Regions from separate parts of the Homo sapiens genome. Here regions 1 and 2 are each linked to region 3. The links are chromatin loops, found by intact Hi-C in ENCODE. Cell type or tissue: CD4-positive, alpha-beta T cell. All regions are shown on one strand. Region 1 has its middle 7.2 kb from the start of SSTR3. Region 2 has its middle 28 kb from the start of MFNG. Region 3 holds the start of LOC124905113 (a long non-coding RNA gene).

Region 1 (8,000 bases), 140 kb after region 3:
GTAGCATCTCATGCTCAATTCCTTATAGACCCAGCTTGGTTCTTTCCAATATCTCCTTTTGGAGCTGTACCTGATGTTATTACCAGTTTTCATACAGATCCACTGGGGAATGGGACAATTTTGCTTTTGTTTCTTGTGCAGGAATCACTTGATCCTGAAAGTCTTGTGAGAAGCTGTGGCGAGAAACGGAGTCAACCACACACCACGATGGTGGAGAAAGATAATGTTTAACTTATAAATTAGGCACAGTTAAGAGACGAACAGCAATAATTAATAATACAATATACAATAAAACAATATAACAATATATCATAACAGAAGTTATATGATGGTGACCTCTCTGTCTCTTTTTCTTTCAAAATCTATTAATATTTTTAGACTGTGGTTGACCACAGGTAACTGAAACTGCGCTAAGTGGACTACTGTAGCGCTGAAAAGGTTTGTAACAGCAAAAAACAGCAGTCCTCCCCCATCCCTCCCACCCCCCCATCCCACAGGTAATCCCACCCGCTCGGCAATTGCTCCCTCAGTTAAGCTCTTTCTCGCTAAATATCATATTGATTTTTTTATGTCTTAATCCCTCAATTTTACCCATTATCTACTGACTCCTCTTACAGTACAGGAGAAGTTTACATTTCTTACGCACTCTCACCCCTTCTCCCCATCTTCTCAATATGAGTTTCGGTTAAATGCATATCCAGTGTTCCCATGATTAATGCAATGTAAATATTATTTCCTGCTCAGCCAGGAGTTCATAATTGCTTCGTTTTTTGGTTTTTAAAAATATCTTCGATTTCTTGGACTAAGCATTTCCACACGTTCCTATAGCTTCGTAAAAACCACACAGTGGAGTTTCCAGAGTCCAGCCTCAGGGACGATTTCGTCCTGGAGACTGACGAGCTCCTCTTATCTGGGCCAGCTGCCCCTTGGGCCTGTGCGCAGCTGACATCCCGAGATTCTCTCTCCATTGTTGTTTGGGGATTCCCTTCAGCTTTTTCCTGTATGAATCCAGTTCCTTAGATTCCATGTCTTCCTTTTTGATGTTTTACTCTCTCATTTTATGGGGGCCTTGGGGTTTTTTTGTTTTGTTTTGTTTTGTTTTTGAGACAGGGTCTTGCTCTGTCACCCAAGCTGGAGTGCAGTGGTTCAATCTCGGCTCACTGCCACCTCTGCCTCCCAGGCCCAAGCGATCTTCTCACCTCAGCCTCTTGAGTAGCTGGGACTACAGGTGCATGCCACCACACCCAGATAGTTTTTGTATTTTCGGTAGAGATGGGGTTTTGCCATGTTGCCAAGGCTGGTCTTGAACTCCTGGGCTCAAGTGATCCACCTGCCTCAGCCTCCCAAAGTGCTGGGATTACAGGCGTGAGCCACCGCGCCTGGCCTCCTCTCTCATTTTGATGTAGCATAGCTCCCAGTAACTTTCAGAGAAGGTGTGCATGTTTCAAAATAGTGAATTCCCCTCTCACACATGTTGATAGGTAGGCTAGGTATAGAATTTGAGATTGAGAATGACTCTGACTCAGCTGATGGAAGGCGTCTGTCGGTGTCTCCAGCTTCCAGCACAATTCTTAATCCCAATCCATTGTGTAACTTAAGCTAATTTTTTTATTATTATTATTCTGGAATCTTCTAGGATCTTTGCTTTATCCTTAAATTTCTGAAAATTTTATAACAAGATTTGATTCTTTTTTCATTTGTCTTCGGGGGCACCAAGTAGCCTTTTAATCTGAAGATTTGTGTTCTTCAGTTCTGAGACACATTTTTCTGTTATTTCCTTCTGTAACTCCTATTATATTTGAATATTGGGTCTCCTGGATGAAATCTTTATTCTTCTTGTTGCTCATCTTTATAATTTTGTTCTACTTCCTGGGAGGTTTAAAAAAATCTGTTTTTCTCTTCCAGTCCCTCTTTTTTTAAATCAACCTATTTTTCATTTCCAAGAGCTCTCTCCTGTTTTTTATTTTATTTTTTTGTTTGTTTGTTTGTGTTTTTTGAGACAGACAGTCTCGCTCTCTCACTCTGTCACCCAGGCTGGAGTGCAGTGGCACAATCTCAGCTCATTGCAACCTCCGCCTCCTGGGTTCAAGTGATTCTTCTGCCTCAGCCTCCTGAGTAGCTGGGATTACAGGCACATGCCACCACACCCAGCTAATTTTTGTAATTTTAGTAGAGACAGGGTTTCACCATGTTGGTCAGGCTAGTCTCAAACTCCTGGCCTCAAGCAATCCATCCACCTCGGCCTCCCAAATTGCTGGGATTACAGGAATGAGCTACTGAGCCCAACCAGCTCTCTCCTGATTTCTGCCTGCTCTTTGCTATGGCATTCTGTACTCATTTGTGGATATATGTTTCCTTATCTCTTCAAGGATGGCAATGATGGTTTTGTCAAAATTTTCTTCTGCTCACTGCATCATCTTTATTGCTTACTGATATTCCTTTTCTTCTACTTATTTGATTGGGTCTCTTTCATTTATCATTTGGGGCAATGCTATCATTAGAGCCTTCTTCAACCAGTCATCCTGTGTTAGCCACTCCTGTTTCAGAATGAGGCATTAAGCCCGGGCATGGTGGCTCACACCTGTAATCCCAGCACTTTGGGAAGCTAAGGCAGGAGGATCACCTGGGGTGGGAGTTCGAGACCAGCCTGACCAACGTGGAGAAACCCCGTCTCTACTAAAAATACAAAATTAGCCTGGCGTGGTGGCGCATGCCTGTAATCCCAGCTACTCAGGAGGCTGAGGCAGGAGAATCGCTTGAACCCAGGAGGTGGAGGTTGTCATCCCAGTAGCCACAGCAAGTCACATGGCCAAGCCCAGCATCAGGGGAGAGGGGAAACACGCCCCTCCCATAGAGGGTGTGTCAATCTCTCTCTGGAGCATGGTAGGAGTGATGGGTAGGGAGGGTAGGAGTGGAGGAGTGATTATTTGCAAGGCATCATCGAATTGACATCTCCAAAAGCATTGTGGTGCCTCACCCCCACTCTGCCCTGTAGCGAATGTCTCTGGGTCCAGAGAACTCTGGCTGAATACTCCTTGCTGGGGTTAGGGAGGGGTGGGTGCCTGACCACGTAATGGAAAAGAGAAGACCTGGGGTGGTGCTGGGGGATCTCACTCCTCCTAAGCAGACTTCCACACAACCCCTGTTTTCAGCCTCCTGCCTCACCATCCATGATGTCTGGGTTCCCTAATTCTAAGCCTCCCCAGGGTTCTGCAAGACCAGGTGATTTGCATCTTTTCTGTCTCCAAAGCCCCTACTCCACCCCACCATGTAGCAGCAGGCACTTAGGTTTGCCTTCCTCAGCTCTGTTCAATCATTTACCACCCTCCATCTGCTCTTGCTGCTCATACATTGTGGTTTGGGGTTACAGGTGTCTCCTGGCTTCTTTGAAGGTGGGAGTTTGTGTTTCTGTTTCTTGTTCTCCTTCTTGTCGTGGCTGCTTTTCAGCGAGGAGGTGGGGGTGGAAACATCTCTACCCTAGCGCCTTGAGACGAGAGTCTCTTCCTTTCTGTATTGAATATATTTCTGTGATCTGTGGATCAAGCCACATGGTGGATGTCTATTTACACGTCTGTCTCTCCCACTGGCTTCTGAGCTGCTGGTGCGCAAGGGGCTGTGCCTCACCCCTCTCTGCACCTCCAGCTCCTGCCACAGCTTGGTGTGAAGCACATAGTTAATAGGTGGGAACTGTATTGAATTTTGGATTCTGCAAAAAACTGCTCATTTTACCTTCCTTGAGGTCCTCTCCGGAAGCCTTCTAGGGATATCCTGGATCTGCCTCTCCCTCTCCGGGACCTGTCCTGCTCTGCCTCCCATATCATGTGAGAGCTGGATGGAGTCAGATGTCCCCAAATGTCAGTATCTCTCTGGAGCGTGGTAGGAATGGTGGGTAGAGAGGAGAGGTCAGAGATCGGAGGAGCAGATAACGAAGAGTCTAGACTCCAAAAAGTCAAGGTTTCAGTATCAGTACCTGTGTCACAAACCACCCCAAAATGTAGTGGCTTACAATAGCCATGTTATTATCCCTCATGATTCTGTGGGTTGGCTGGGCTCATTCAGGCCATTCTTTTTCTTTGATGGTGGCTGACTGCGAGTCACCTGGAGACTCAGCTAGGCCGGCACATCCAGGTCAGCTCTTGTACATGGCTGGCACCTGGCTGGGGTGGTTGGAGGCTGGGCTCAGCTGGGTCGCTGGCATGGTTCAGTCTCTCTATTTTCATTAAAGTCCATTCTTTCACCCACTTACTCATTTGTACAAATAACATTCATTCTGCATGGATTAGGTGGCCAGGACTCACTAGGGCCTTAGTGTAAAACAAAACACGCAGGTCCTTCTGTGTGTTTGAGCTTACAGTCTAGACGGGAAGCACTTTTTGAATAAATACACCTATTTAATAAACAATTATAAACAGTGATGAAGACTGTTCTTCAACAGAGGCACCAAGAGAGAAGCAGGAGGAGGAGGTGATCGAGATTGAGTGTGGGGTGATTGTGGAGGAAGATCTGGGAGAGTAGGTGCTATGTGTGGAAGGAGCGGCTTGAGCAAGGGTCCCAAGGTAGAAGGGGCCTGGCACACAGTGAAAATCCTGGGAGCAGCCTGCATTAGTCTGTTCTCACACTGCTAATAAAGACATACCCCCAGCCTGGCCAACATGACAAAACCCCGTCTCTACTAAAAATACAAAAACTACCTGGGTGTGGTGGCACATGCCTGTAGTCCCAGCTACTCAGGAGGTTGAGGCAGGAGAATTGCTTGAACCTGGGAGGTGGAGGTTGCAGTGAGCTGAGATCATGCCATTACATTCCAGCCTGGGCAACAGAGCAAGACTCTATCTCAAAAAATAAAACAAAATAAAAAATAAAAGTAAAGACATACCCAAGGCTGGGTAATTTATAAAGGAAAGAGGTTTAATTGCCTCACAGTTTAGCATGGCTGGGGAATCCTCAGGAAACTTACAATTATGGCAGAAGGGGAAGCAAACGCATCCTTCTTCACATGATGGCAGGAAGAAGTGCCAAGCAAAAGGGGAAAACCCTTATAAAACCATCAGATCTTGTGAGAACTCACGTACTATCACGAGAACAGCATGGAGGTAATCGTCCCCCTCCCCCATGGTTCAATTACCTCCCACTGGGTTCCTCCCACCTGGATTATGGGATTCAATTACCTCCCACTGGGTTCCTCCCTTGGGATTATGGGAACTACAATTCAAGAGGAGATTTGTGTTGGGACACAGCCAAACCAGATCACAGCCCTTGTGGCTGGAGCTTTGCAAGGAAAGGGAAGATAGTGCCAAGTGAGATCTGGAGGTAGAAACTGACAACATCCTATAGGCCTTGTAGGTGAGGGAGGAGGTTTCGTGCCAAATGTCCAGAGATACCACTGGACGGTGTTATACAAGGGAGTGGTCTGATCTGATTGGTAGTTTAACGCGATCACTCTGGCCACTCCGTGGAGATAAACCATGGCCAAGGGCAAGAGTGAAAACAAGAAGGCCAGTCAGGAGGTGTGAGCATTAGGATTGGTGCTCAGTTGGTGCTCAGCAAATATTTCCTTTCCTCCAAGTCTGGGAAGAGTTCCTGTCCCTGCCCCATTGGTGGTGTTGGGCTCGGCCATGTGAAGCATGAGCAGAGGCCTTAAACACCTCATGGTTTGGCTTGGCTTCTCATGCTCCTGTGATCCACAATGAGAAGGACATGCCCCAGGGAATGCTGGTCTAAGGAGGATGAGAGACAGGTGGAGCCGACCCACACACACCCACAGCCAGGACCGAGACCACCCATCCCCAGCCCGAAGCCAAGTCACCAGCCAAACCCTCCTAAGTCAGCAGACCCACTGTCCACCTACAACTAGTGAGTGTGAGAATACAGGCCTGCTGCTTCTTGCCTCTGGATTTCAAGGCAGTTTGGTTTGTTACACAGCATTATTGTACCAATTGCTGACTATGACAGGAGGCTACCACAGGGAGGATACAGTGCTGGTTTGGACATTAGAAACCATGACAATGCAGAGAAGGGGGTCACTGAGGAGATTGTCGGTGATGGGTTGGAAGTGGAAGGTGAGGGAGAAGGTGTCAAGGAGGACTCCCAGGTTTTTGATTTGAGAGCCTGGATGCATTTACTGAGTGATGAAGGCTGGGCGGGGCGTGTGAGTTTGAAATGCTCAGGAGACATCCAAGCAGAAGGGCCATTTCCTGGGGCTCTCTGCTGGCTGGACAGCCTCCCCACTGGCCTGTGAGCTCCTGAGAGCGGGCTCATGCTTGACCCACCCCCAAGCCTTGGGCTTGACACACGGTCTCAATAACTATTTGCTGAAGGATTCAATGATTGAATAAGTCTGTGGTTCTATCAGCATTTTTGACTGCACAGTTGTTTGTAAATGAGGAAAATCCCCAGGCCACCTGGTGGCAAATGGAGTAGAGGCAGAGAGAGGGAAGACAGGAGGCCAGTGAGGAGGCTGTGGCTACTGTCCAGGGGAGACATGGCAGGGGTTAGGTTAGGGAGCAGCCGTGGGGACAAGGGGTGGATTTAATAGACAGAGGCTGAATTGTCCAAGCTTGGTGGCCAGTGAATGCCAGGGTGAAAGGATCGGAGGAGTTTGGGGGACCCCAGGCCTCCGCTTTGAAGAAGGGACAAGGAACAGCCAGTCTCTAGAATAGAAAGCACCAGATGAAGTGGCCTTGTCTGGCAGGCACTTTCCTCAACCACCAGGCCATGATTTCATTGCAAGAAGGGGCGAAGTGAGGCATGGAACCTGCTGCCAGCCCAGGCCTGGCACTAGGTGGGCACTTGGGAGGGGTTGTTGTCACATGAAAGAGCAAACCATGGTGTCAGCTCCTGCCCACAACCGGCAGGTCTTCCTGTTTCAAAACAGGTTCTCATTGACTTCCCATAAGCTTTCTCTTTCCTATATGAGGGGCCTCCATCCTCAGCCAATTTGCAGAGCAGAAACAAGTGGCTCACCCCACTTGGAGTGGCTGCTGGGAACAGTTATACAGTGGGAAGAGCACTGCGCTAGGAGTCCTACCGCTTCAGTGACAAATGCTGTCAGCTTACCGTAACAAAAGGTGTGACCAACGGTGACATTAACAATTGGGTGGTTTCATTTTCTTCAGTTCCCATAACAAGGCAGCTGTTAGCATTGGCTCAGCTGCCCACTGCTGCTGCCAGGAACTCACGCTCCTTTTATCTTTCTGCTCATCCCCTCTCAGCACGGGGCCTTGTATCTTCATGTTTGTGGCTTCAAGCTCACAAGACGGCTGCTGCAGCTCCAGACATCCCACCTGTCATTTTTTTTTTTTTTTTTTTTTTGAGTCTTGCTCTGTCACCCAGGCTGGAGTGCAGTGGCGCAATCTCGGCTCACTGCAAGCTCCGCCTCCCGGGTTCACACAATTCTCCTGCCTCAGCCTCCCGCATAGCTGGGACTACAGGCGCCCACCACCACACCCGGCTATTTTTTTGTATTTTTTAGTAGAGACGGGGTTTCACCGTGTTAGCCAGGATGATCTCGATCTCCTGACCTCGTGATCCGCCCACCTCAGCCTCCCAAAGTGCTGGGATTACAGGCGTGAGCCACCGCGCCCGGCCTGGGCCTGTCATTTTTTTAAGGAAGAAAACAACTTTCACAGAAGCCATCTCTCCCGCTGACTTTCATTCACATCGGCTTCTAGGCCAGAACTATGTGGCCTGAAAACCCCAGTGACAAAACCAGCTGGAAAAACGAGTATTTTGTTGGTGTTAGGTACGGTGCTGCTATGCACAAAACTAGGATTCTGTTAGCAAGGAGGATGGGAACAGAGGGAGAGGGTGGGAAAGGACAGCATCTGCCTTGTCAATTTGAGCCAAACCTGTGCCCTCCCGCATCCTCATCTCCTCTTCTGCAAACCGTGGCTAAGAGTACCTATCTTGGAAGGCTATTAGAACATTAAATGAGATAATATGTGCATGGGAGCCAAGACAATGAGTAAAGGAAGTTATTTACTGACATTATTATCATATAG
Region 2 (8,000 bases), 380 kb after region 3:
AGCTCCTCTCGGAACATACCTGCAAGGCACAGAGCCCCATGCCTGGCAGCCTTCTCCTTCTCTCCTTAGACCCCTCCATGACTGTCCAGCAGTCTTGGAGAACCTGCCTCCCCAGGAAAGCAGAACCTCCCTCCCCAAGGCTGGAACTGCCACAGGATACTAAAGGAGAAATAAAACCCCGAACTTGCAATCAGCTGAAGGGGTGGGTTTCCAGTGCTCGCCTGTGGGACTCCTTCCCCCTCACCTATCTGGCTGTTTGAGCTGAAACAGTCACAGCACTTGGAAAAATAGACAGGTTGTACCTTGCGGTGCACAGGAGTCTACTGCGTGCTGTGGCAGAGACTGTGGGGGGCCCCTACCATATCCTGTCTCCCACCTGCCTTAGCAACAAACACTTGGATGGCAATGTGCCTGGCCAAAAGGTTCCGTTTCTCAGCCTCCCTTGCAGCTAGGAGTGGCCACTGAGGGCCAAGTGTAAGCTGTCAGGTGGGACAGAAGGGAACATTGGGGCCAGTGTGTGCCCAGTCCCTGCTGAAAGTTAGACGTGATGATGGAGGCCCAGCAGCCATCTTGGATCATGAGGTGACCTTGAGGATGGAAGCTGGCTGCTAAGGCGGGTGGGACTGAAAGAGAGGAGCCTGGGTCCCTGAAGACACCATTGGGGCCCCCACCAACCCAGGACGCCTACCCCCGACGTGTTAGGTGAGAGAGTGAGAAGTCTGGATATGGTTTAAACCACTATTATCAATATTTCCAGCCTCTGTTCTCAGCAAAGGGAAATAAGCCCTGACTGATACCCAAACCCCGTGAGGTAGATACCACTGTACAACCCCTGCCCCTTGCACCCCCGTTTTACAGATGCACCCCCAGCCTCCCTTCCTCCCTCTGTGATGTCCGTGATGCCCAAAAGACCAGCATTCCATTCCCAGCCCCCTGACGCTGTGAGTCAGCCTCTGCCAGACCTGGAGTGGGCCCCACGGCTGCAATGTCAACAGTGCTCCATGCAGATGGCTGCGGCTCGAGCTGGTGACACGAGCGCTGTTGAGAAAGCAAAGTGCTGTCATGGACAGCGTGCCCTGCTGTAGAGATCAAGGGGAAGCCGGAGAATATTTACAAACCACAGAGAACAGACACACGAAGTGAATACCAGTTGGGTATAGTAAAAGCCTCTTTTAAACCTGTCCTACTCTTTCTTTGCCATGTGAAATCAAGTCGCTGGCAAGAAGCTCTCCGGTAAGACTAAGGTTTGCGGCTCTGCTGCAGGAAACACCATGAATTCCACACTGTGACCACGTGCGGGGCTGCCCTGCAATGCAGGGCACAGTGGCTGGGTACTTGGCAAGGACCCTAGACTGCCTGGGCTCACATCCCTGCTCCGTGAACTGGTTAATCTCAGGGCAAATTACTTCACTTCTTTGTGCCTTAGTTTCTTCATCTGTGAAATGGGCAACAGAGGGCGGCTGATCTGGGAAGAGCTTACAGCGGTGCCTGCTACACAGGAGGGGCTATTAAGGATCAGCACCATTCTCAGGTTCACGGTGAGAACCTAATTTCCTTATTGTCTGTTTGTTATAGGAAACTGAATTTACTCACCAGCATTGGAACATTCCATCTGCTGAGTCACACTCACTTCTCTTATCATCATTAACCCTGCGTAGGGGCTCCTGGCGCCAGAAGGAGCAACCCAAAGCTCTTCGTCTTGGTGAGGTTGATGCAAGTAAAAATAAGTGGTGATTATAAGTGATTCACTTGTCAAACGCAAGGTCAAGGGTCCCAATTTGTACATGTCTCTAAGGCAGCATCAAGAAGCTCCCCACATCCCAAACTGTCTCCCCTCTGACACTAGTGGAAATTTCACTATCAGAGCCAGAGAACTCCGAGGAGGAGAAGCAATTTCAGAGCACAGCGTCTTAGAGTAAATGAACATATCGAGGTCAGCTGGGGGGCTGCGAATCATGGCAAGGAAAGGGAGGGAAGGCCAGGGGCAAGTATTTGGACCCTCTCAGGGTGGTTGAGGATTCTGCAGCCACTAAAGGCGCACACACACATACGCGTGCGCGCGCGCGCACACACACACACACACACACACGCTGGTAATCGCTTTACCCCAGCAGTAGGGGCTTAAGCCTCTATCTAGGCTAGCCCCACCCCCGCCCCCTGCTGCATTAGCCACCTCTGTCCCAAGGCAGGATCCCCAGAGGTTCAACAAGGAAACCCTGCAGGGCTGGAAGCCGAATGCAATAGAGAGTTAGCAGCCACCAGTGGTCACACCCAACTCACACACATACACACTCACTCATGCACTCATACACACAGACAACACACTAGACTCAGACACCCACCGAGCTGTCTTCCCAAAGTCATGACAAATCCAGAGAGAGGTCCACAGAATTGTCCTATCCCAGAGAAAGCCACAGAAACACAAGTAGCTGGCACTGAGATACTCACACTCTGCCCCTGGGATCTCTCTGCCTGGGTGCCCCCGTTCCTGCCCCTGAACGGACAGACATTCTGCCCGGGGGGAGCCAACCCCAGTCAGGGTTTCCTCTCCCCACCTCTCCTTTCCCAGGTACGCAGGCCCCCAGTACGTTTTCGCCTTCTGTACCTCCTCCATTCGTGCCCCTCCTCGCCCGGGGACTGTGAGTACCCAAGAACAAGGACAGTCTGCCATTTTCCTGTGACCTCCCCAGCCCCCATGGCAGGAGCCGCAAACCCCCGCGACCCTTCTCGTAGGGTTCACGCCTCATCCCAGCTCCTCGGAGAAGCTGGCGGCTCTTCTCATTTTCCAGTGAGTGCGTGAAAATACAGATTAAACCAATTAGGGAAAAGTCATCAGAGGGCAAGGCGAGAGCCACCACTGCACCTAATCGTCAGCTCCAGCAATGCACAATGAGACAGACTCACAGATTACAAATGCACACAAATTCCGAAGTAGGAAGGGGGTGGCAGGATGGGGGCAGGCGAGCTCCATTTTAGATTCCCTTGTTTTTGTTTAGATGGCTTTCCTCTGTTGGCAACACACTTCCACCTTCATGCTCCCAGGAAAAGCAGGTAGGGTGGGAATGATTGCAGGAGGGGAACATGAGGCCCAAGGGACTGGTAAAGGACAGTTGCAGAAGGCCCGGGCCACCCAGACTGGTCTTCTCCTGGCTGGGCTGGAGGTGGGGATATGAGGGCCAGTCCCCAGGAGAGCCCCATTGGCCTGAAGGTCTGCTCTCTGTCCCACTCCTCTCCCTACAAAGAACCAGCATGTGCCTGAGAGGCAACCTTGCCCCTCACCAAATGGCAGGATTATTTAACTGATGGCTGCTGTCCCCCAGATGGTCATGTTTGTTAAATCTGGTAAGGAGACGTGCTGTGTGCTTTTCTTCCCCCTGGCTGGGGAGGATTTTCTTAGAATCTGAGTGCAAGGGGCCCACTTTCGTGCCCTTTTATCCCATAGGGCCCCTCCCAAGCCTAGCCTGGTCCCCTCAGTGGCACCCCAGTCATCTTAACCTTCCAGCCAGGCCTGCCTTGCCCTGGGCCAGGTGAGAAGCCAGTGGTGATGCATGAGTGCCCCCTGCTGGTGATGTTCTGCACTGTCCACTGGGACTCCTACCCCGGATCCAGCCAGGTAGCAGCATTCCCCACACACACCTCCAGGACTGCCTGGCTGGGTGAAGGAAAGGGTGGGCACCTGTGGGAGGAGCACAGAGCCCTAAGAATGTGCTTCATAAAGGCCCAAAGAAGCTGGGAACAGCTCCATTCCTGTTCCAGCAGCAGGGGGTGTGACTGTGGGTGGCAGGTAGACACTGAGCATTTTCCAGCAGGGGGCAAGGGAGGGTGCCTGTCATTGCGTATGGACTGTCAGAGAGACTTAGCATATGTGGGAGGGAGGAAGAAAGGAATGAGTGAATGAAGGAATGAATGAACTCATTATTTCCTAAAAGGTCATGTGAATAACACTAGTAAACTATCAGGGTAATTTTTAGATAATAGCGATGAACTTCTTTAAGAGTTATGTATCTAGTTTGATTGTATCTGATCCATCAGATTCATTAATATTTAAAACGAATGTCTTTAGATACAAAAGGGTCCATGTAAAGAAAGACATTAGGTAAATAACATGTATGTACTCTCAGCTCCTAGCGTGGGTATTCAATAAATGCTAGTAATGAATGAAGAATAAACAAATGCATGTACAGCTGACAAGGCAGATCATGGATGATCATTATAGGGCAGTAGGTCCCACACTTAGCTGTACCTTGCCATCACCTGGGGAGCTTTAAAGATTATCTCTGGGTGACTCTGTGTCTCTGAATCTCAGGGGGCTGGGGAGGAAGATGGTGCACCCTGGACAACCCTCAGAGGAGGAGAAAATCACCGGCTCCCAATTTGGGCAGCGAATCAGAAGCAGCATGGATTCACTGCCTTTTGAAATAGTGAAACTACCGTCATTGGAGAAAGGCGAACTGTGGTTAGGCGACCTGGGATTCCTCCGCTGGGAGAGAGGTTGAACTAGGTGAACTTGAAGGTTTCATGCAAGGAAAGAGAAGTTAGCTGATATTTATGTAGACCAGCTTCTAGATTGACACTAAGTACAAAGCTAATGTGTATTTACTATGGCTTTAATCTATACTGATTAAGAATGTCTCATTTATTCACCTGCACCTCATGTTTTACTTGGCATGTATCTTTATTATAGTTAATATAAATATCACATTAGCTGCTTACAGAACATATAGAATTTGCTGTCCTGAGTTTATTTACAAGTTAGTACCTCATTTATGAGACTTTTTACCCCTTGAGAACATCCGCCTTCTTCTTGAAAACTGTGACTGGTTCATTATAAACATATATTCGTATAATGGAGTTAATGGGGTTATCATCTGTTTATCTCTTTTAATTAGGCCCTGATTTGCCCAAACAATTTCAGTTACTTTCTTGATTACAGTTGGAGGAGCATGTGGTTTGGTGTGGGCTTGGTAAAGAGCTGCTGTCTGCTTCTCTAAATCCACGTATAGTATCATATGTTCAGGCTGAGTTAATATTTGATATGTGAGTTGTTCCCTTATCTTGTTAGATACTCTTGATAAAAGAATTCCCACTCATGAATTTTCATGGATATACCTCTGGAAAGGAATTGAGAAAAATAAATGTTGTGCTATTTGGAAAGGTTGGGAGACACGTTGCAATCGAGTCTGAGTTTTGATATCAGCTTAATGGTATTCGAATAGTAGCTTTTTTTTTTTAGCTTTGAGCGGATTTTTAAAACATAAAGCATGAATAGATTTGTCATAGTGCAGGGTCAAAATTAGTTCTGTTGATGGCAAGTTATGCAATATTAATTGTTTTATGAACAAAATGCAATTAAGTTGCAAATCCCTTGACAGAGTGCAATGTTAGGCCAATGTTTTCATCAGTATGAGGAAATGTCAGATTAGCTTCCCCAGGGAAGACGAAATCTTTGGCACGATGCCGAAAACATACGTGTTTGTTTTATAGCCGCGCCATGCTCTCTTACATGACTGGTGGGAATAAAAAGGAACACATTCACTCTCAAGGACAATTGGACAGCGTCTACCGAAATGATAAATACACCTTCTTTTTTTTTTTTTTTTTTTTTTTGGAGATGGAGTCTCACTCTGTCACCTAGGCTGGAGTGCAATGGTGCGATCTTGGCTTACTGCAACCTCCGCCTCCCGGGTTGAAGTGATTCTCCTGCCTCAGTCTCCTGAATAGCTGGGATTACAGGTGCACACCACCACGCCTGGCTAATTTTTTTTGTATTTTTAATAGGGACACGGTTTCACCATGTTGGTCAGGCTGGTCTTGAACTCCTGACCTCGTGATCCACCCGCCTCGGCTTCCCAAAGTGCTGAGATTACAGGCGTGAGCCACTGCGCCCGGCCACAGATGCACCTTCTCTTTAATCCACCAATCCTCCAATATACTCACATCTGCACTTAATAACACGTGTATGAGAAAATTCACTGTAGCATTGTTTGAAAAGCACATGATTGGGAAAACCATCCAAATGCCCATCCATAGAGGACTGACTGGTCAATAGAAAACTGTACATCTATTACGTGGAATACCATGAGGCTGTCAAAAAAAAGAATGAGGACTCAACAACAACAACAAAACCACCTGAATAAAAACTGGGCAAAAGAGTTGAATAGACATTTCTCCAAAGAAATTATACAATGGGTGGCCAATAACACCTGCAAAGATGTTCAACATCCCTAATCATTAGGGGAATGCCAATCAAAACCACAATGAGGTGCCACTTCATACCCAAGACGATGGCTATTTTAAAAAAGAAAAACAGGCAAGTGTGGTGGCTCACGCCTGTAATCCCAGCACTTTGGGAGGCTGAGGCAGGCGGATCACCTGAGGCCAGGAGTTCGAGACCAGCCTGGCCAACATAGTGAGACCCTGTCTCTACTAAAATTGCAAAAATTAGCCAGGTGCGGTGGCACTCACCTGTAGTCCCAGCTACTCGGGAGGCTGAGGCAGGAGAATCACTTGAACACAGGAGGTAGAGGTTGCAGTGAGCTGAGATCATGGCACTGCACTCTAGCCTGGGTGAAAGAGTGAGACTCAGTCTCAGGAAAAAAAAAAAAAAGAAAAGAAAATAATTGTTGGCCATGATGTGGAGAAATTAGAACACTTGTGCATTGCTGGTAAGAATATAACATGATGCTCTCCTATGGAAAACAGTACAGCAGGTCCTCAAAAAAATTAAACATAGAATTCCCATATGATCTAGCAATTCTGGCTATATGCCCTGAAAAACTTGAAAGTGGGGACTTAGACAGATATCTGTATACCCACGTTCATACCAGCATTATTCGCAATAGCCAAAAGATGGAAGCAAGCCAAATATCCATTGACATGAATGCAGGAGCAAACTGAGACATATCCATTCTATGGAATAGTATGCTGCCATAAAAAGGAATGAGGTGCTGATATATGCTACAAACATGGATGACCCTTGAAAACATTATGATTAAACATTACAAAAAAGTTGTGGTGATGGTCACACAACATTGTGAATAAAATCAATGCCACTGAATTGTACACTTAAAAGTGGTTAAAGGCCAAGCACAGGAGGATTGCTTTGGCAGGAGGATCGCTTGAGCCCAGGAGTTCAAGACGAGCCTGGGCAAAATGGCAAGACCCTGTCTCTACAAAAAAAAAAAAAAAAAAATGTAGATTTAAATTAGCCAGGGTGTGGTGGCATGCCCCTATAGTTCCAGCTACTCAGGAGGCTGAGGTGAGAGAATGACTTGAACCCAGGAATTCAAGGCAGCAGTGAGCTCTGATTATGCCACTGCACTCCAGCTTGGGCAACAGAGTGAGACCTCGTCTCTTTAAAAAAAAAAAAAATGGTTAAAATGGTTAAAATGGTAAATTTTGTTATATATATTTTAATGCAATTTTTAAAAATTAATAATGTCATTTTTTAAAGCGTGGAAGTCTAGGGCCGGGTGCAGTGGCTCACACCTGTAATCCCAGTACTTTGGGAAGCCAAGGCGGGTGGATCACCTGAGGTCAGGAGTTCAAGACCAGCCTGGCCAAGATGGTGAAACCCTTTCTCTACTAAAAATACAAAAATTAGCCAGGCATGGTGGTGGGCGCCTGTAATCCCAGCTACTCAGGAGGCTGAGACAGGAGAATCGCTTGAACCCGGGTGACAGAGGTTGCAGTGAGCCAAGATCGTGCCACTGCACTCCAGCCTGGGTGACAGAGCAAGACTCTGTCTCATAAAAAAGAAAAGCAAAGAAATCCATAATGTATCCTCCCCAAGGATTCTCCACTGTCCCCTTCCTGTTTATTTCCTTCATCACCCCATCGTCTCTGAAATTCCTGCTTGTTTGCACCTGCTTGATGTCTGTCTCTCTGTGTTTGTCAGGACAGGCTAAGTGCTGCAACAAACACCCCAAAATTTAGGGCCTCAACTCAACACTAGTATGTTTCTGCTGCTTGCAACAGTTCAGTGCCACTATTTGGTGAAC
Region 3 (8,000 bases):
CACTCAGCTCAGAGCAGGAAAGGTGAGGAAGGAGAAGGGATGGGCAGGGAGAGGAGGGATGCGCGGGCGGGTTACTCACCGCAGTTTCTCTCATCCAGGCCGTTGGGGCAGTCCTTGACCCCATCACAGGCAGGGACACAGAGTCCATTCACAGAACAGAGGAACTCTCCAGGGCAGGCTGCAAAACCACAGGGGACCGTGGAGGCAGGCAGGGCGCCATTAGGCCATGCGTAGCCGCGAAGGCGCACAAAGACACGCATGCACCTGTTCACTCACACGCGCATGGACAGGCACCCACAGACGTGGTCCTGGGCACCTGTGTACACAGTCCAAGCAGACATACATATCCAGACACACACACAGAATACACAACACACACGTGGATATGTATGAGTGTGTATTCCTGCAAACCCTTGTGGCTGCCTTGCACACGTGGGCACACAAAGCTGCATAAATTTGTGCAAGCACATACACACACACACACACTCTCTCTCTCCTTTTGTTCAGCCTCATAAGCAGCTGCCCACAGCCCCCTTGGTGGTTCCAGGGATGGCCAAGAGGCAGCGAGTCACTGCAGGGGGTTCCCCCGGCTGCCCATACTCACGGTCCGACTGGTTGTACAAGCCATAGTGCACCCGCACACCGGGCCCGGTGAGGGAGATCTGGGAGGTGAAGTTGATGGTGATCCCGGCCGTGGCCACCACGGGGATCCTCTCGGCGTAGGGCTGCAGGATGCGCAAGCCACACAGCCTGGGGGGAGTCAGAGACGACTCAGGGCTGCACTGGCTGGTCTCCTGGGTCCCGTGCACAGACAGAGCAAGGACAGGCAGCCAGAGGGGCAGGGGGAGCTGCACGCCCGCTGTGCCTCCTCTGCCCTGATTTCTCCCTTAGATGAGTGCACCCCCAGAGTCATCTTCTAGAAACTAGCCTGGCTATGCCACTGCCCTGCTCAAAAATCTTCAATGGCTCCCCATTGCCTGCCAGATAAAAAACTCAATTCTAGTCACAGTCACCTGTGAACTGTGAGGTTCTAGCAAGTCAGGGTCCTTCTTTGAGCCTCACCTTCCTCCCTTATAAAACAAGAAAAATTGGCTGGGCGCAGTGGCTCACACCTATAATCCCAGCACTTTGGGAGGCTGAGGTGGGTGGATCACCTGAAGTCGGGAGTTCGAGACCAGACTGACCAACATGGAGAAACCCCGTTGCTACTAAAAATACAAAATTAGCCAGGCATGGTGGCACATGCTTGTAATCCCAGCTACTCGGGAGGCTGAAGCAGGAGAATCGCTTGAACCCAGGAAGCAGAGGTTGCGGTGAGCCGAGATCGTGCCATTGCACTCCAGCCTGGGCAATAAGAACGAAAGTACGTCAAAAAAAGAAAGAAAGAGACAGAAGGTAGGAAGGAAGGAGGGAGGGAAAGAAGGAAGGAAGGGAGGGAGGGAAAAAGAAAGAAAGAAAGAGAAAGAAAGGAAGAAAGAAAGAAAGAAGAAAGAGAAAGAGAAAGAAAGAAAGGGAGAGAGGGAGGGAAAGAAAAAAGAAAAGAAAAGAAAGAAAGAGAAAGAAAGAAAGGAAAAATTATTTCTGTTGATCTTGAATCTGACAAAAGGCTTCAATGTGTCAGTTGAGGCAAAAGCCCTTGACTGCCCCACTGTCCACAGATGTGCACGGTCATCTGCCTTGAGCTTGGTGTGGGACGAGGGGGCAGCAGTGCTCCCCATTTAGGCACCAACCCTCCTGCCTCCCTGTGACACTGTGGGCTTGAGGGAAGGACCAGTCCTTCTCCCATGACCAGTAGCTTAGTGCTGATGGGCAGCACCTTCTCTGTGCATGGCCACACGGGGTGGGACCACCCCCAGCTGTGGGAGCACCCTCACATCCCTGCTGGACAACACCGCCCCTGCACCCCTGCCATACCACCACCAAGAAGATACCGTTGTTCAAACAGAGCAGGTGGGGGAATCTCCAGAGAGGCTGAGTCTTTCTCTCCTACCAGAGAACAGGTAGGAGCCCTCCCATCTCCAGGGCATGGGCCCAGGGGTTCCTCCTGCAGAGAGTCCGGTGCACCTCACCCCACAGAGCAAGTGGGCAGCGGCATGACTTCACAGAGTGGGTGCAGCCACTCCCCCAGGACAGTGGGACCCTCCCTCCACAGCAGCCGGGGGTTCCTTTTCATCCCAGGTGGGACACCCTTGCAGAACAGATGGGGACAGCTTCATCAGCTCATAGAAATGCCCTCCACAGAGCAAATCAGAGTGCTTTGCAGATGGGGGAAACACACTCAGGGTGCAGGTTGAAAATCTGCAGGGAGAGCTGAAAATGCCCCTGGCAGAGAAAGCAGATGGAAATCCAGAGAGCATCAGGAATGCCCCTGAAGGCCAGTGGGGACATCCCACAGCAAATCCAACACCCTGCGGAGCCGGCCATGATTCCCAAGGGCCAGGCACTTCCCCAGAACTTCTAGAATGTGGTAAGCACTTAACCGTTCAATAAGTTAATCAATTCCTTAGCCACCGAACAGCTGAAGATGAGCTTTGAGGCTGTTTTAACATCTCCAGGTGTGTGGCTGGGGCTGAGCCTCATTGGCTATGGCATCACAAGGCCTCATTGCACGGGGATTCTGAGGTTCAAGCAGCACCTCCACCCAGGGAGGGAGGAATTGCTCTCATCCCATTTTACAGATGAGGCTCAAGAGTGCAGGAGCCAAGGTGGAGCCAGAATCTTGCCTCAGGACCCAGAAGAGCTCACCTAGCTTGCTTGAGGGGAGGGCTCCGAATTCCCACTGCAACAGGAGCTCTGAGGTCTGAGCCCCCTACATGCCCCATGTCCTCCACACGCCTGGCCTAGACTCTGGCACCCCCCTAAGTCTATCTGGCCACAGTGACCACGATCTTACCCTTACACCAACCAGCAGTTCTCAAAGCACAGTCAGGGGACCCCTGGGGGTCCAAAAGTCATGTTTATAGTAACACTCAGATATCATTTGCCTTTTTTGCCCTCATTCTCTCATAAGGTGACAGGCGAGTTTTCCAGAGACTGATGTGTGACATCGGGACTGATTGAACTCGGAGGCAGATTCGAAGGTCCCGCCTGTAGTCTGTGAAGCCAGTTGTTAAAGAAATGTACAAAAATGTAAAATGACAGCACTCTTGTCACTAAATGTTTTTACTTTTGGAGGATGCAACTAATTTTCATAGAATGTTATTTATATTCAAATGTGTAATGGGCTTATAATTATATTAAAAGAATTAATAAACATTTTAAAATTTTGTTTCAATTTCTAATGCTGCAAGTATAGATCTATAACCTGTATAAGCAAAAACTCTTTAGGGTACTCAGTCATTTTGCGGAGAGTGACTGGGTCCTGAGGCAGAACAGGTTGGGAGCCGCCACCCCCGACCATGGTTCCCCCAGCCCAGCAGGGCCGGTGGGGGACGAGGCACCGCCAGGGGGCGCCCCTGAGCAAGCCTGGCCCTCTTGCTCTTGTAAAACCCAGGAAACGCAGGTTTTGGTGTCTGTTTGTCTATAAAGTTATCATGGATTGTTTTCCTCACAGAAGGACCTCAGGAAGTAGACAGGGGAGCCAGGGGTTGGGAAGGACTAGTGCGGGGAATGAGGAGTCAAGCGCATCCCATGGGCCTTGGGGTGTCCCTTCCCACAGTCACAGGGAGATTGTGGGGAGACAGAGAAGGAACCCAAGCCGGGGTTGGAGGGGAGTGGAACGTTTCACCCTAGAAGCAACTGCGTTGAGGACCTGTAGTGTCACCCAAGCCTTGGGCAGGGGCTGTAAGGCAAAGACACCTGTGCCTGCTACAGGAAGTTCTCTCAACCTCCAGGGAGAGTCCTAGAACCAGTCTGTAGCTGGCAGCAACCTTTCCCCAGGGCCTCACCGTGTACCCGGGAACCTGTCTGTCTGGGCAGTGTTTGGTTCTCACTCTGGAGGCCTGGAGCACGGGTAGAGGTGGTGGAATCCCTGGAACAAGCGTCTGCTTAGAAAGCGCCAGAGAGGAATTCAAGGCAGCGGCTGAAATCTAGTGGCCCAAGCGGAGTCACTCAGCGTAAAGACAATCTGTTTATGCACCATGTAGAAATTGCTTCATTGAGTCGCGAGCTAATTTCACATAATAATCCAGATTCCTGCTCCTTTAGAAGGAGAAGAGGAAGAGGAAGAGGAAGAGGAAGGAGGAGGCGGAGGAGAAGAAGAAGAAAAGATGAAGAGGAAGAAAGGAGAAAGAGAATGAGGAGAAGGAGGAGGAGAAGAAGAAGGAGGAGGAGGAAGAGGAGAAGGAGAAGAAGAAGAAAGAGGAGGAGGAGAAGGAAGAGAAGGAGAAGAAGGAGAAGAGGAAGGGAGAAGAAGGGAAAAGGAGAATAAGGAAGAAGAAAGAAGAAAGAGAAAGAAGAGGAAGAAGGAGAAGGAGAAGGAGAAAAAGAGAAAGAAAGAAAGAAAAAGAAAGAAAGAAAGAAAGAAAGAAAGAAAGAAAGAAAGAAAGAGAAAGAGAGAAAGAAAGAAAAGCCCCGAAAACACCACTGGACTACCCTACCCCCCATCATAGACTCTAGCCCTGGCCTGGCCCCTTGGCCCATCTGAGTTTTCTGTTTCTGCTGCAGAACTCTCTGGGGGAGGGTGCACATTCTCTGGCTCTCCAGTGCCTCCCGTCCAACAAGTGCTCCCCTCTAGCCCTCTCCAAGAAGCACCAGAAGCCTGACTGCTGCGATGCCTGCCAGTTCATCTTGGCTACAAAGTACTGAGTGTCTGAAGGCACATTTTTGCACCGTGTGGCCTGCCTTGCTTCCTCACCTCTCTGGATATGGGGAATATTTCCTTCTTGCCTCATCCAGGAGGTAGACAGGGACCCTGTCAGGATGTACTGCCTGGAGGGATAGATGCATGGATGGATGGATGGATGGATGGAAGGGTGGGGAGAACACAAGAAGGAAGAAGGAAAGAAGGGTGCGTGGGTGGATGAATGCACACCCCCGTGCCCTTACCTACAGACAGATTAAAGGGGAAGGAGGGTCACAGAAGGCAAGTGCTGAAGAGGGGAGGAGAGCAGCACCTGGCATTGCCAGAGCTCTAGACCTGGGGCTGCAGAGCTGAATTGGCAGCCTGGCTTTGCCCCAGGAACAAGCTGTGTGACCTTGGGTCACCCTCAGCAAGCTTTAGTTTTCACATTTGTAAAACAGGGGTGATCGTATCTCCCTTGTGGCATGGTTTAAGGCATGCATAGGAAATGACTTCTTTGAAGCACTTGCTGACGTCAGGCTGTGAGCTCATGGAGGAAGCAGCTTGCACTCTCCTGCACGGCCAGCCCAGCTCAGGTCAGCCACACTGAAGTTCCTACTAAGTGTCTGTGGCTGCCGCCTGTGCTGGCCACTAGCGCTCCGGAGAACACAAGGGCCACCCCATAGCCAGGCCAGGCCGGGTCGGGGGTGGCTCCAGCTGGCCTAGGGAACCCATGGTTCTGCCTGTCCCCACTGGCTGGGAGTGAGTGGAAATGGTGGGGCGAATCACAAGAGAAGTGATGTCACAGGAGAGGAAGCTGGCAGGAGGCAGGTTCCCGGAAAGGGGGAAGCCCGTGCTTCGGTGGCAGCCCGTGAGAGTGGCTTCTGCGAAATGGAGCAGCCATGGCCAGATCTCACGGGCCAAGTCCCTCTACCACCCCCAGGCCACTCAAGGGCCTGAGGCCTCAGCTGGGCTCAAGTGGGCACCGGGAGAAGCTAGGTAGAAAGCAGGCAGGTCAGGGGTGAAGGAGGCACCACAGTCTCAGAGGAGTCAGGTGAAGTGCCTAAGGATGCTTAGTCCATGGGGGGCCCACCAGGCCAGCCTTTCCTCATCACTACGCTGGCACTTGAGGGTTAAGATACCCTCTCCCCTGACCCGCCCTCTCCATCAATGGGCATTCTGGGCCAAAGGGCTGTACCTCCCCCTCCCTAAAGTGCCTTGTCTGAAAATCTGCTCTTCCCTAGACCTCTCATGTCTTTGCCACCCACACAAGCAGATTTCCAACAAATGCTCATTCTAAGAATTTCTCAGCATCTACATGGGATGATCACTATCGCCCATGATCATAACTAGAGGGCACAGTGGCCCAGTGCGGATGGTTTGCAGGCGCCACCTCTGCCTTCCCTTCCACATTCATTCACACAGGAGGAGTCTGCGGGGAGGGGACAAGAGTCTGCCCCTGGGGACCCTGGACCCTTAATGAAAGTCTGAGAAGAAAGGGCTGGGACTTCCCAGGCCGCTCTGGAACTGGTGGGACAGCCACAGAAACTGTCGATCCCCCCACCCAGATGCCAGTGGGTTGGCTGGGGATGCCTTGGCTGAGGGAGTCACCAGCTGGCATGGGCCGCTAGAGGCTCAGAGGGAAGAATCGCACACGTGGACCACACACACATGCACGTACACGTGCACAGACATGCATGGATGTACGCACGCACACAGACATGCATCTGTGCACCCACGTGCACTCCAGATCAGGCTGCCTGGCCTTAACTCTGGCTCAAAGAGCTGGGTGACTTTGTGCAAATTACTTCATCTCTCTGTGTCTTGGGTGTCTCACTGGTCTGTGAAGGCAGTACAGGCACCTGCTTCCTCGCTGGGTTGTTGAGGCTGAAAGAGCCAGCACCATAAACCCCTCAGCTTGTGCCTGCCCAGAGCAGAGTGAGAGCCGGTGATGAACGCAGGTTTGTTGCACTTGACCTAAGCCCGCGTGTGCAATGTTCTCCACGCGTTGTCTCACTTAGTCTTCCCAGGGTGGGGGTCTCTTTCACGCCCTTTTTTCAGATGAGTTACCTGAGGTTGGGAGATGTAAGTCCTCGCCCAGGTAGGAAGCAGAGGAGACAGGTGCTGAGCCCTGGCCTGTCTGGCTTCGACACTTAAGCGCTTTCCACCTCACCAGCCTGACTTGGAATGGCGTTTGGCCAGGAATTAATAAACACAACTTGTATGGGAGACAATAGCTTCCTGATGGGTAAGCAATCAAAGATTGGGGCCCTGGGCTGGCCTGAACCCCTCGTTTCACAGACAAGGAAGGGGGTGCATCTAGGGATCCATGCAAACCCTGATGCCAGCCCCTGCTGAGCACTTCCACCCCCGTGTGGCGAGGGAGGACTGAACAGAGAGAGGGGGAGCTATGGGGGCACAGGGAGCTGTCAGGCCTCATCCTCACCACCCAGCCACCGCTTGGCTACACCCTGAAGCCCATCTCCACCACTGAAAGGCAGAAAAGACAGGGACAAGAGGCCAAGTCCTTAGCCCTCGCTGGTCCCAGTTTCCCCACCTGTACCATAGGTTGGGTGCTAGGACCAGTTCAGCCCACACATTCTATAGCTCAGTGGTGCTCAGACTCTGGCGAGATCCCTCCACCCTGTTGGAAGCTGTCCTAGTGCCTCAAATTCACCATCAAGGCATCATTCCTTTGGATTAGGGAAAAGACTCTCCCATCCGTGTTCCACACTCTCTCTGTCATTACCCAAGGGTAGCTCACGAAGTCCCTGTCTCCCCAGTACCCAGACCCTTGCCCAACTGCATCAGGGAGGGAGGAGGGCCTTCCCACAGGAAGCATGGGGTGGAGCATCCTTTGGCCTGCTGTTTGTGGCTGTTGGGGGTATGGGAGAGACCCCATCTGTGGACCCATCTGCGTGCCACCTAATCCTGCTGAGCCTTGATTTCCTTCTCTGGGAAACAGGAACGGCGCCAATGACCACACAAGTTGTTGGGCCAATGCACTGAACGCCTGTCTTAGCACCTAACTCCAGGCCACCGAACCCCCCACAACCCCTGAATGCTGGGGCCCCGCCTCTGGCAAATGGAGTCGCCAAGGGGGTGAGGGATGAGACAGGGAGTGTCAGACCCAAGACTGTTCCTTCTCCTTTGTGGGCCTCCCTGAGACATAAAGTTCAGCTCTGCGGTAGGGAGGGAGGCAGGAAAACATGTTCTCATCATTCGCAGAACTGTGAATCATGGATCCATCTCAGGGTCACCCTGCGGGTTCCTGTGAGCG

The links. Hi-C counts contacts between places; a loop is a spot of excess contacts. Peaks named below come from ENCODE experiments on the same cell type or tissue, not always from the same donor. Only the 100,000 strongest peaks of a DNase experiment are listed, where the experiment ranks them.
Region 1: a loop joins it to region 3, with 4 times the contacts of the local background. A loop is called at or near these places in 27 of 110 quality-filtered maps.
Region 2: it touches region 3 in a loop (12-fold over the local background); 13 of 110 quality-filtered maps call a loop at or near these places.

The regions. Positions count from the first base shown.
Region 1 is chr22:37,215,716-37,223,715 of GRCh38, forward strand. It overlaps a transcript of SSTR3 not described here and the pseudogene RPL39P41. Among named protein-coding and RNA genes, the nearest start is that of SSTR3, 7.2 kb to the left of the region's middle. RefSeq lists silencers at 426-505, 7,068-7,207 and enhancers at 2,942-3,041, 3,072-3,241, 3,392-3,611. In CD4-positive, alpha-beta T cell, no CTCF peak of the experiment used is centred here; DNase peaks (open chromatin) are centred at 3,406, 5,056, 6,816, 7,176 and 3 weaker places; H3K4me3 peaks cover 2,829 bases; H3K27ac peaks cover 5,388 bases.
Region 2 is chr22:37,453,949-37,461,948 of GRCh38, forward strand. No RefSeq gene overlaps it. Among named protein-coding and RNA genes, the nearest start is that of MFNG, 28 kb to the right of the region's middle. In CD4-positive, alpha-beta T cell, CTCF peaks have their summits at 3,585 (motif pointing left) and 3,789 (motif pointing right); a DNase peak (open chromatin) is centred at 3,563.
Region 3 is chr22:37,074,531-37,082,530 of GRCh38, forward strand. It overlaps TMPRSS6 (transmembrane serine protease 6), which reads right to left. Exons shown (of 18, transcript NM_001374504.1): 11 at 605-750; 12 at 80-178. LOC124905113 (a long non-coding RNA gene) reads left to right here and starts at 2,558. Exons shown (of 2, transcript XR_007068092.1): 1 at 2,558-2,798; 2 at 3,011-3,274. RefSeq lists enhancers at 3,239-3,740, 5,851-6,831 and a silencer at 3,328-3,467. In CD4-positive, alpha-beta T cell, CTCF peaks have their summits at 3,438 (motif pointing right) and 3,639; DNase peaks (open chromatin) are centred at 3,451, 4,771, 5,251 and 5,531; H3K27ac peaks cover 2,260 bases.